Linked DNA regions of Homo sapiens: region 2 is linked to region 1. Evidence: read pairs that join two places in POLR2A ChIA-PET (ENCODE). Cell type or tissue: OCI-LY7. All regions are shown on one strand. Each heading gives the region's core, and the rest is flanking DNA. Links, peaks and the distances in the headings are about the cores only.

The links. ChIA-PET counts read pairs that join two places held together with the same protein. Peaks named below come from ENCODE experiments on the same cell type or tissue, not always from the same donor. Only the 100,000 strongest peaks of a DNase experiment are listed, where the experiment ranks them.
Region 2: POLR2A ChIA-PET joins it to region 1 with 6 read pairs; 12 of 35 experiments call an interaction of 5 or more read pairs at or near these places.

The regions. Positions count from the first base shown.
Region 1 is chr21:35,018,259-35,023,792 of GRCh38, forward strand. The region is part of intron 2 of RUNX1 (RUNX family transcription factor 1); the gene reads right to left. Among named protein-coding and RNA genes, the nearest start is that of RUNX1-IT1, 18 kb to the right of the region's middle. In OCI-LY7, for the core only: no CTCF peak of the experiment used is centred there; DNase peaks (open chromatin) are centred at 893 and 2,373.
Region 2 is chr21:34,880,902-34,885,731 of GRCh38, forward strand. The region is part of intron 4 of RUNX1 (RUNX family transcription factor 1); the gene reads right to left. It overlaps RUNX1-AS1 (RUNX1 antisense RNA 1), which reads left to right. Exons shown (of 2, transcript NR_186614.1): 2 at 2,582-4,151. Among named protein-coding and RNA genes, the nearest start is that of RUNX1-AS1, 47 kb to the left of the region's middle. RefSeq lists a silencer at 2,022-2,071. In OCI-LY7, for the core only: no CTCF peak of the experiment used is centred there; a DNase peak (open chromatin) is centred at 1,970.

The sequences.
Region 1 (5,534 bases), core at 797-4,796:
CAAGTGATCTGCCTGTCTCGGCCTCCCAAAGTGCTGGGATTATAGGCATAAGTCACTGCGCCTGGCCCCAAATTCATATTTCCAAGGCCCAGCCCCTAGTATCTCAAAAGGTGAACCTGGAACAGATCCTTCCCTCATGGCTGTCAGAAGGAACCAACCCTGCCAACACTTTGATCCCAGACTTCCAGTCTCCAGAATTGGGAGAAAATAAATTTCTGTTGCTTGAGTCCTCCAGTCGGTGGTACTTTGCAGCCTGAGCGGACGAATGCATATATCTTACAAACCTTTCATAAGAAATCTTTCCTCTGTAGGCCCAAGTAATTTGATTTCTTAGTGTGATCTGATATCGTTTGAATTATCACTTAACTTGGGGGAATTAAATAAGGCACTCTGGACATACGCAGCCCCTCAGGAACACAGCTTGGTGAGTGGATGATCCTTTTGTTTGAAAAAGGTGCCCCTTCCTCTACGCAGTCACACCTCACCCTGGGACCCTTGATTTGGCAAGCAGAGCCAAGGCTGGATTTCACCTCCCACAGTCCCCCTCAGTGGGGTGCCTTTGTACAGTGTCCAACCTGCCCAACGATCTGCAGTGAACCTGCATGAGATCAGGAACCCCTCAGGAATAGGGATTATCTTAATCTTTTTGGAGGCCTAAGACTTAGCTTGGGGCTGACTCTCCAAGCACCCTCAGCCAACGTTAGTTGTTCGAACAAAGGCAGCTTGGTTTTCTTTGGGGGTTGAAGGGAAACAGGGAATAATTTCACCACACTTTCAGCTCAAAAGTCTCCATAGGTCTCTACTGCCTTCAGGAGGAAGTCTTACCATCTGGCTTAGATTGGCCTGGGCTAACCTGAACTGGTCAACCATCCCATCATTACCTTCTAACACTGCATCCCCTTCATTTGAAGTGATCCACTCATCGTCCTCAACCACACCTGGCACTTCCTGCCTTGCAGGTGCTGCTTTCTTCTCCTGGATACCTTTCCCTGTTCTCCTTTAACAGCAAAATCCTAAGTTGACCTGAGTCCTCTGTAATGGCTCGAGACACCTTCTAGCCTTCCAGTCGTCTGAATGGCTATGGTATTACTGCATGCCCTGCTTAGTCCTGTGCAGTTTAAGATTCTCCCCACCTATTCCACAGGTATATGTCTTCTGTCCTCAAACTGCTGGGAGACAAAGATACATAGCTTTCTTTTATGTCTGTAAGAGGCCTGGCATAATACTGCCAGTGCACTGAGCAAGTTAGCAACAACCTCATAGAAAATGCTAATGCTGAAAAAATTAAAATAATTCAATGATTATCTATATTCGGACAAAGCATTCTGGAATCACAGCAAGAAAATGTGGCAAACCTCCTTGAGCCCTTGAGCCTCTGCACCTCACACAGGATCACACCCACACCCCCCAGAAAGCTGAATAAGACCTATGCAAACAACCTTCCAGGGAAGGGATCGACAACCACAATCAGCCTTCTGCCTAGTTAATCATAAACCCAAACCTGCCGAAGCCAAGTCCATCGCCAGAACAAGGGGACAATTAGCATTGCCCTTTGCACACAGCTACTCACTGGGAAAATCGTGCACTGATCAGTGCACGCGGCTTCAACTTTCTCCTGACCCCAGAAGATTCTAGCGAAGGGCTGCTTGGTTATAGAAATAGAAAGCCCTTATCAGGAAGCTGTCAATTTCATGACAAACTTGGTATCGGGGAAGCAGATAATGGGCTGTTTACATAGTCTTAGGCGGACCAGGATTCATCTTGGGTCTTAGGGTTTCCCAATTCCAGATATTTCAAATATGGAAAACAGCAAAACAAGTCAAAATGATTTAATACTGTATATATAGCAATAAAAAAACTGAAAAAGTATTATTTTCTAAATCTTTAAGAGTTGCAATTAGATTTTTTTTTTAACCAAAATAGCACAACTGTTCCCCTTCTCTATAGAAAGTTTTCATTAGTTCCTCCCCGACCTTACTTTCCAGAGGACCTGGTAATAAACAAAAGAATGATCCCTTGAGCATTTTTCATCATAGCATCATGCTTTTAATGGAGCAGAGATGAATCCTGGGCTGCTGTGACCCACGGGTAGAAAACACAGTGCTTCTGTGTTTGGGTTTGATCACCCTCATGGAGAAAGTGGCTCCTGAAGACAGATGTAATTAGTTCTAATGTCTGAGGCCTTTGGGGATGTTCCTAAGGCTTTTTATTGAGAAGGCAAAGCAAGCAGAGGTGAGATCTGGGAGGATAAAGTAGAAGGCAATGAGACCCGAAAGAGTTTGGCTTATGCAAAGGAATTTCCATGAGCACCCACAAACATTGGTCCAGGTACTCTCTTAGTCACTGTCCCCTCGAGGATGGGGAAGAGGAAGCTGCCAACGTCACCTGGCTGCTGCATCGACTTCCTCCTCTTGCCCCATCATCCATCTCAGTTTTAGATTTAAGCCAGGACTGATTCTCTGTGGTCTAGGCTGATGTGCAAGTGAGAATCTTGATTAGAAAACCCCCAAATAACTAAATAAATGAAGTCTGTTGCTTGTTTAATGCCTTTAAATAGTGTCTCATTTATAAAATGTATTTACAACCTTTAAAAGTACACTTTGCTTCTATGGGGACTTATGGAACGTTCTGACCTAAGTCCTTGTCAGTAGCTTTGAGAAGGGGAATGAGGTCCCCACAAAGAATCTGGGGCTTCCCATCATCTCCACTTACCTTCAGGCTGGCTGGCTGAGGCACTTGGGTAATGACTTTGGGGAGACAATAACATGTTTAGCTTTAGTCTTTTCTCAAGAGAAAATTCCATCTTGGCAGTGTCCACCAGGGATACTCTGTCCCTAGGTTTTGGAGTATGCTCATTCCCCATGACTGGCAAAGTAAAATTGAACCATGGAGCCAGAAAGTCTGAGTCAGTCTGAGTCAGGCCCTGTAACCCTGCACACCAATCTGTTTCTCAGTTTCCCATCCGCAAAATGGGGTGAATAGCTGTATCTACTATGTAAAGATTGTTCTGAGGATTACATGAGTTATTATCTGCAAAGCACCTAGAACAATTCCTGGCACATAGCGAGCGAGCACTGTCTAAGTGTTTATGAACTAACTAAATAAATGGTCTTAACTTTCTAGGTGCTGATTTTTTTCTCTATCAGGGAAAATGTTTCTGTGTGCTATTTGTGGAATAAGCAATAATGATAGAAGCTCCAAACATAGTCACTTAAATACACTATGAGCACTATGCGTGTGCACATACACATAATATATAAATACACTGAGCTAAACATTACTATCTTCCCCATGTCAAGCTCTGAAGCAACTGAGAAATAAACCCCTGAAATCAAATGAAGAAGTAAATACCAGCATTTTGCTTGTAGAGTTGAGTTGGAGAAAGAGCCCATCTGGGGTTTCTTCCAGAGCATGAGAAGTACCTGCAGGGACCTACCCAGCCAGCCACAGGGGCCTGCGCTGACCTCATCTCTGCTGAGCCCTGAGATCAGGACATAGCTGGGGTGGGAGCGGGCCCTGCCTCAGGCCTCATCCAGGGAGACAGAGGCAGAGGAGAATGCACCATATCAGGCAGGCTGTCCCCAGAAGGCCTCTCTCAATCTCTCCCATTGGATGTGCCTCTCCTCTCATAAGGCGGAAGAAGGCAGAGGCAGATAGAAGCTCAGAGCTCTTCTCTCAATGCTTCCAAAAGGGTAGGAGTTCCCATTTAAGAGGCTGGCAAGAACTCCAGGAGCAGGCGAGAATGATCCCCAAGACACATATCAATGTGAAATACATGTGTTTATATTGTGAAACAGTCAACTCCAGCTTCAGAAGCAGTTTGCTGGGGATCATTGTCCCCTCCAGACTGAACACGGGCTAACATGTAGCTGAGAGCGGGTGTAGACAATAGTCTTGAAGGAGCTGATTGGCGGTTCCGTGGTTTACCAGCAGCACCGGGCAAAGGAATGTGGCTTACCTTTGAACAGACGAAAGAGGGTGGAAGCGTCTGCACCAGGTGTGTGCAGGCAAGGGCATGTTGAGAGATAGGCTGGGTGGTAAAGAGAGGTTCCTTCTCGGTCTTACTCTTGATGGAGTCCGCTGGTTTTCTAGCCTGCGCCCCGCAGGAGTGCCTGAAGGGTGTCTGGTATCAGTAATCTCCTATCCCTAAACCAGCAGGAGCTGGGGAACATTTAACAACCAGCTCTTCAGGATAAACAGCTTTGACTTATAACATGTGCAGATTTCAGCAATCACTGCTGATCACTATAGTTCCTCTCACAGCAACACTCTATGTTAGAGCATTTCCACCATTTAGAGATAAGAAACAAGTGCATATAGATCTTTGTAAACTGCAATAAAATAATAAGGCAGAGGCTGGGCGCTGTAGCTCAGGCCTGTAATCCCAGCACTTTGGGAGGCTGAGGCGGGCGGATCATCTGAGGTCAGGAATTCGAGACCAGCCCAGCCAACATGGTGAGATCCCATCTCTACTAAAAGTACAAAAGCTAGTGGGGTGTGGTGGCGGGTGCCCGTAATCCCGGCTACTCAGGAAGCTGAGGCAGGAGAATTGCTTGAACCCAGGAGGTGGAGGTTGCAGTGAGCCGAGATCGCGCCAGTGCACTCCAGTCTGGGCAACATGAATGATACTCTGTTTGAATAATAATAATAATAATAATAATAAGGCGGAGATTATTTTTTAGTGATTTTGACCTTTTTTTTTTTGAGACAAGGTCTTGCTCTGTTGCCCAGGCTGGAGTACAGTAGCATGATTACGGCTCACTGCAGCCTCAGTCTCCAGGGCCAGTGATCTTTCAGCCTCAGCCTCTTCAGTAGCTAGGACTACAGGTGTATGCCACCATTCCTGGAAAATTTTTGTACTTTTTTGTAGAGACAGGGTTTTGCCATGTTGCCCAGTCTGGTCTCAAACTCCTGGGCTCAAGTGACCAGCCCACCTTGGCCTCCCAAAGTGCTGGGATTACAGGTGTGAGCCACCACACCTGGCCTTTGTTTAACTCTTAAGTTTGCATAATTTAATTTTGCATGATGTCTTTGTTTAACTGCCAGCCTGCAAAACTCCGGAAAATTAACAATCAAGTCTTGTGAGATGATGCAAACAGAAACTACTCGAAGCCCATATGTCATTGCTGTAGGAAAAGCAGGCAGATTTTCACCTGCAAGCATTTCCCTTCTCCTCTGTCACTCTCTCCCTGTCCCAGGTGGGTGGGTGGATCAGACTGAGGCTGCAGCTCATGGCAGGGGGCTGGACTGTGGATGACTGTCTCCTCCCTAGCCGGGAGGCCAGAGGCACTCAGGTGGTTCAAGTTGACCTGCGGGGCTAGCAGGGCAGAGTAGGGCTTCCCTGCACTTTGGTCTCCAGCCCTGCCTCATTGAGGCCAATGGTTTGCTTTCTCTCCTGGCTAGTCTCCAGCTGTGAATGCATCTGGATAAAGACAGGACTGGAGCCTGAGGGTGGGAAATGAAAGGGGGGCACAGGAATCCAGTCAACATTGCCTGATTTACAGGAGTGACGGCTCACAAGTGGGTACACAATT
Region 2 (4,830 bases), core at 8-4,007, 140 kb before region 1:
TATTTTAGGTTGGTGCAAAAGTAATTGCAGTGTTTGCAATTTTTAACTCCAAAAACTGCAGTTACATTTGCACCAACCTAATACATTATGTATAACTATATGTAAATTTTCAAATAGTGACACATATACTAAATTTACCTCATAAAGCCATAGTAGGTCACATAGCACAGTTGGAACAAGACTAACCATAGCAAGATATCAAGGATTTTGAGTAGCTATGCCGTCTCCTGAATACAAGCATCTCTTCTTAATTTCTCCCGTTTGAGAAACAGAACATCCTGTGTTTGTAAGTTTATAATCCAACCCATCTTTTACTTGCTCAGACCTCCACTAACAGGCTGAACAAGGTGCAGACTTTACTTTTAGAAAATAAAACAAAACAAAAAAACACAAAAAAACCCAATTTCTGCTAAAAGTAGATTTCATCTTGCTGACGATTCTTAAGTAACTTAAACTGTCCCTCTACAGTTCATCTTTGATACCTCCTACTCATCGCTATTATCTTGAGTTTTACTAGCAATGAATTCTAGCACACAAGAAAAAAAAATCAGAAATGCACCCTTCGTTTACTAATTACAAAATCAACAGACCTCAGAAAGACGGGACATTCACTTCTATGCACTCCCCTCAATTCAGGGGTGGAATTGGGTTGCATTTTTGTATCTGTGAGTCTCAGCGTGTGTAAACTCATGTCCTCACAGATGCCTGAGGTTTTCTGCTAGCCCAGCTGATCTTGACCAGGAATTTATTTAATGTAACTGAGTAAGTATGAAGTCTTATCAGGGCTATTGGAGAAAACTGGTAGATAAATGTTTTTATACTCAGGTAATTAAGAAAATGAATTCCAAAGTAAAATACTCTGAAAAGCATGACCTAAAGATACTTTGTACAATAGCATCAATTTCTTGGCTATCATTTAGGCCTTCTAGAAACTATTTTCTTGGTCTAGACATTTACTATTGGCTGTATTTCCTTTGTTTCTATTTTTCAAAGCAGTCATACAACTTCAAATCGAAATGCCCCAAGCTGTATTTATTCTGATCATTTCTGACATTCTTTACGGTAAAGTCAGTAGTGACATTTATATTACTCATTCCAATTACATCATCATTTTTGGTTGCTGTTTTTGAATTGGTAACAGTAAAGCATTCCTTAATCTAGTGTTATCACTCCTTCCTCTGCCTCCTACTTCCCAATTTTTACCTTAATAACTGCTACATAATTTTTTGTAGTATATATTTTCAGGCCTCTTTTTCTATATGTAAAAAAGGCTGCCATAGACTCACTTGTATGATATCGAAGTCATGTTTCTCAAGATTCCCATTTTCATGATCTGCTTAGCCATCACCCTTTCCCTGTGGCCTCCAGATGACTATCTATTGTTTTTATTCATTAGAACTGCTTCAGTCCTTGTGGCACAGAACACGAACTAACTCACTATGAGAGATGAACATACTTCCAACCCCAAGACTACACCAGGATAATCTAGTCTCATAGAAGCAGGGAGGCATTTTCCTCTATTTTATCCAACTTGCACTGCCAAACAAGGTCTGGGCCTTTTCTCTCTTTTTAATCCTTTCATTCCAATTGTTGGACATGTTTTCCATATAGGAGATTTTAAAACTCTGCTATTTATTCCCCAAGCACCCTCTAATTAGCTATTTAGTTCCCATTATAAGTGTGTTTGTTGCCATTTAATTAAGAGCAGTGATACGACAATTCCCTTTTTGTTTTAAAAAGATATCACGGAAATAAATCTCCCTGATCAGTTATTTGGTTATTGCTACTGTTTTTTTTTTTTTTCTATTCCCGAAAAATGGGCTTGCTTTATTTTGCTCTTTTTAGTCTCTCACAACAAATTTTCCCCTTTTTTTCATGATTTTCACTTCCCGTTGTAAAGTTAGCTCACAGTGTTGAAATGCCCTCTTTGAACACATATTTTTACTTCCTCATCCTCCTCTCCCTGTGGTAACCCAGGCTTCTCTATTGTAACTCAACATTCAGCAGGTATACAGAGACTGCCTCCACTACGTGGGTTTCAAACTGAATAACTCATTGTTGGGTCTGGATCTGTAAAAAGGTGAAAATAAATAAATCTTCTTTTATAACTACAGGAATGTATTCTGAATTATCTGCCTCCTACTGCTGTTCCCCTCACAGTGCTCCAAGCCTGTGCCTCTCTCATCTTTCCAATACTATCCTCATTGGTAATTTGGCAAATTCAGGAGACCTTCGCCAAGTCGAAACAAACATAGAATAAAATTATCATGGAGGCTAAATAAGAAAAGGCTGTTGATGTTGGAACTTAAGAAGAAAAAAATTAGAAGTTTAACTCCCACTCCTCTTTTTTTTTAAATGCAGCAGAATCAACCATATTTGGGCACCTACATATCATTCACTTGGCCTTGTATTGATCTCTGAGGGTTTTTTTTTGGTGGAGGCGGGTGGGTAAAGGGGAACTAGTAAATCCAGGGCAATTCATTAATACTGTATATCGTCCAATTGTTAACAAGCATACTTAAGCCAGGTTTAAAAAGTTTCTTTTTAATTCAAAACTAACATGCGTGCTAATTTGATACAGGTTTTGTCACTGATGGGCAATATGGAGAGAATGTAAAAATATCTAACTTCAAACAGAAAAAAGAAACAACTGGAATGAAAAGCTATAAACAATAGGTAAGGAAACACAAACATTTACATTTTAACACAGACCAAACAGGCAAGAAGGGACTTGCTGGCCAAAGATATCTCATATTTTGTTTTACTTCTCTGTTTTTAAAGTATCAGGAAGTTGGGCCAAATATCAACTCTCTTCTATATTACATGGACCTCCCAATACTGTTCTTGGCTAGCCTGTTCACGGTCCAAACTGGCATTTTAAACCAATTCTAATTAGGTTGAAATTACAGTTACAATTCATTTACTTCAAATCCGTTAACCTTCCAGTGTTGCAAAGAAGGCTGTGGAGTGGAACACAGAATTCAGCTGAGATGATATTTAAGGCATAGCTAGGGACTGTGATCTTGCCGACAAAAATATTACTTATTTCCTTTTTATGAAAAGAATATTACCATCAGAATCCAAGACCTCCGAACTTCCCTGCTGAAGGCACGTTTACGTCTTTGGACTCTGGTGTACCAGGGCCTGAACAAGCTATAACACCATGGTATTACCAAATACATCCTAAGTCATCAAAACAGCTTTTTAGGCTAATTCTGTAAGTACAGCAAAACACACAGCAAACTTAAGGTTTTCTTAGTAGTAAAAAACATGTATCTCTCATACTGTAAAAAATAAAGGTGTTCCATGGGAGGGAAGGAGTAGGGGGAGAACAGGTTGGGGCTCAAAATAAGCAAGTAGGGTTATTGTAATCTATTTTAAAGAAAATTCATAATTTTAAATCTCTCTTTAGTTCAGAAGATTGACGTAGAGGATTTACCTACAGAACTTCAGGAGATTCCTAAGAAGGCCTTCAGTGATCTTTTCATCAATATCATCAGGCCTTATCATTGTTTCACATTTGCTTCTCTTTACCATAGGGAATATAATAATTATTTACTGGTTAACTTCCTAGGGAGATTGCCTGCGGCTTATTTAAGATCCAAATTTTAAAGTAATAATTTCTGTTGAAGCTGCTTGTGAGGTGGTTGGGTGGGCAGATAGAGTGAAGCCAGGGACACACACTAAATGAGCCCGGGATGTAGGCAGGTTTTGATGTTTTGCTTGCTTTTATCCCTAACATTTTATCCCTTCACGTTTACTGTCTCACTGAACATTTTGTCTACTCTTCTAGTTATGCAGTGAGCAGGTCTCCTCCAGGAAGAAGCCTCTTTTTATGAGGATTGGGGTGGTGACAGACAATAATCAAATGGTCTGATTTCTCTGCTATCCTTTCCTTTCCCCTAAATGTTCTCAGGGGATCTGCTTGAACTTTTTTCAAGAGCTCTGTATTTGGATTTTTAGTAGCCTATAGATTATCACTCAATAAAACAAATTAATTGTTTTTAAGTGAATTGCCAAAAGTCATTTTAAAAAGGAAACTCTATGGTTATTATGGTTTCTGCTAGAAAGAATTCTGACAGCTCATAAAAGCAATATGTATAATTTTTCATTTTTTAGAAGAAAATAAATACTTTCATGTAATGGCTTGAGACTCTGAATTGCTCCAATTCCTGAAGATTATTTATTAATCATTTAGTCTTTTAATATATTTGAGTGTGGGTTCCCTGGCAGAGGAGGGAGTTCAGAAGAGACCCTGATTTCCCCCCCAAAAGGAAGCCACAAATCTCTTAGAGCCCTAGTGCATTGGGGCAGCCAGGTTTTAATGGCCTTTGGTGGTTATCAGCCCGTCTTGCCTCTGCTCTTTATCTGATAGTGACCCCATGGCCCAACCCTGTTGGGTCCCCTCTCAATGCGGGTGCCCTAAAGAGTCATCGCTGAGTCCATTTAGGCAAAGGGTTAGAATGATTTAAAAGTAAAATGGTCTCCCAAACCCAAATCTAAGTAAACGGAGGGAGGGAAAAAAGAGTCAAGCAAGCCACCACGTTCCTTCGTTCCTTCTCCTCATTTCCACCCCCACTAAAAAACAAAACAAACAAAAAAAACTGCTTTTAGAAAAGTGAGTGGAAAAAGAGGCCAATCTATAGACACAGCCAACTGCAAATTTCGTTTTGTTTTAGAAATCACAATCTAAGTGTGGAAACTGTATAAAGCTTAAAAATAACCGCAACAATACTTTTTTAAAAAGTGAATATTCGTCGTTGTAATAAGATCAAGACCCAGCTGAGGCTTGGAACTATAAAAAGCTTATATTAAATTAATCTCCCTTTA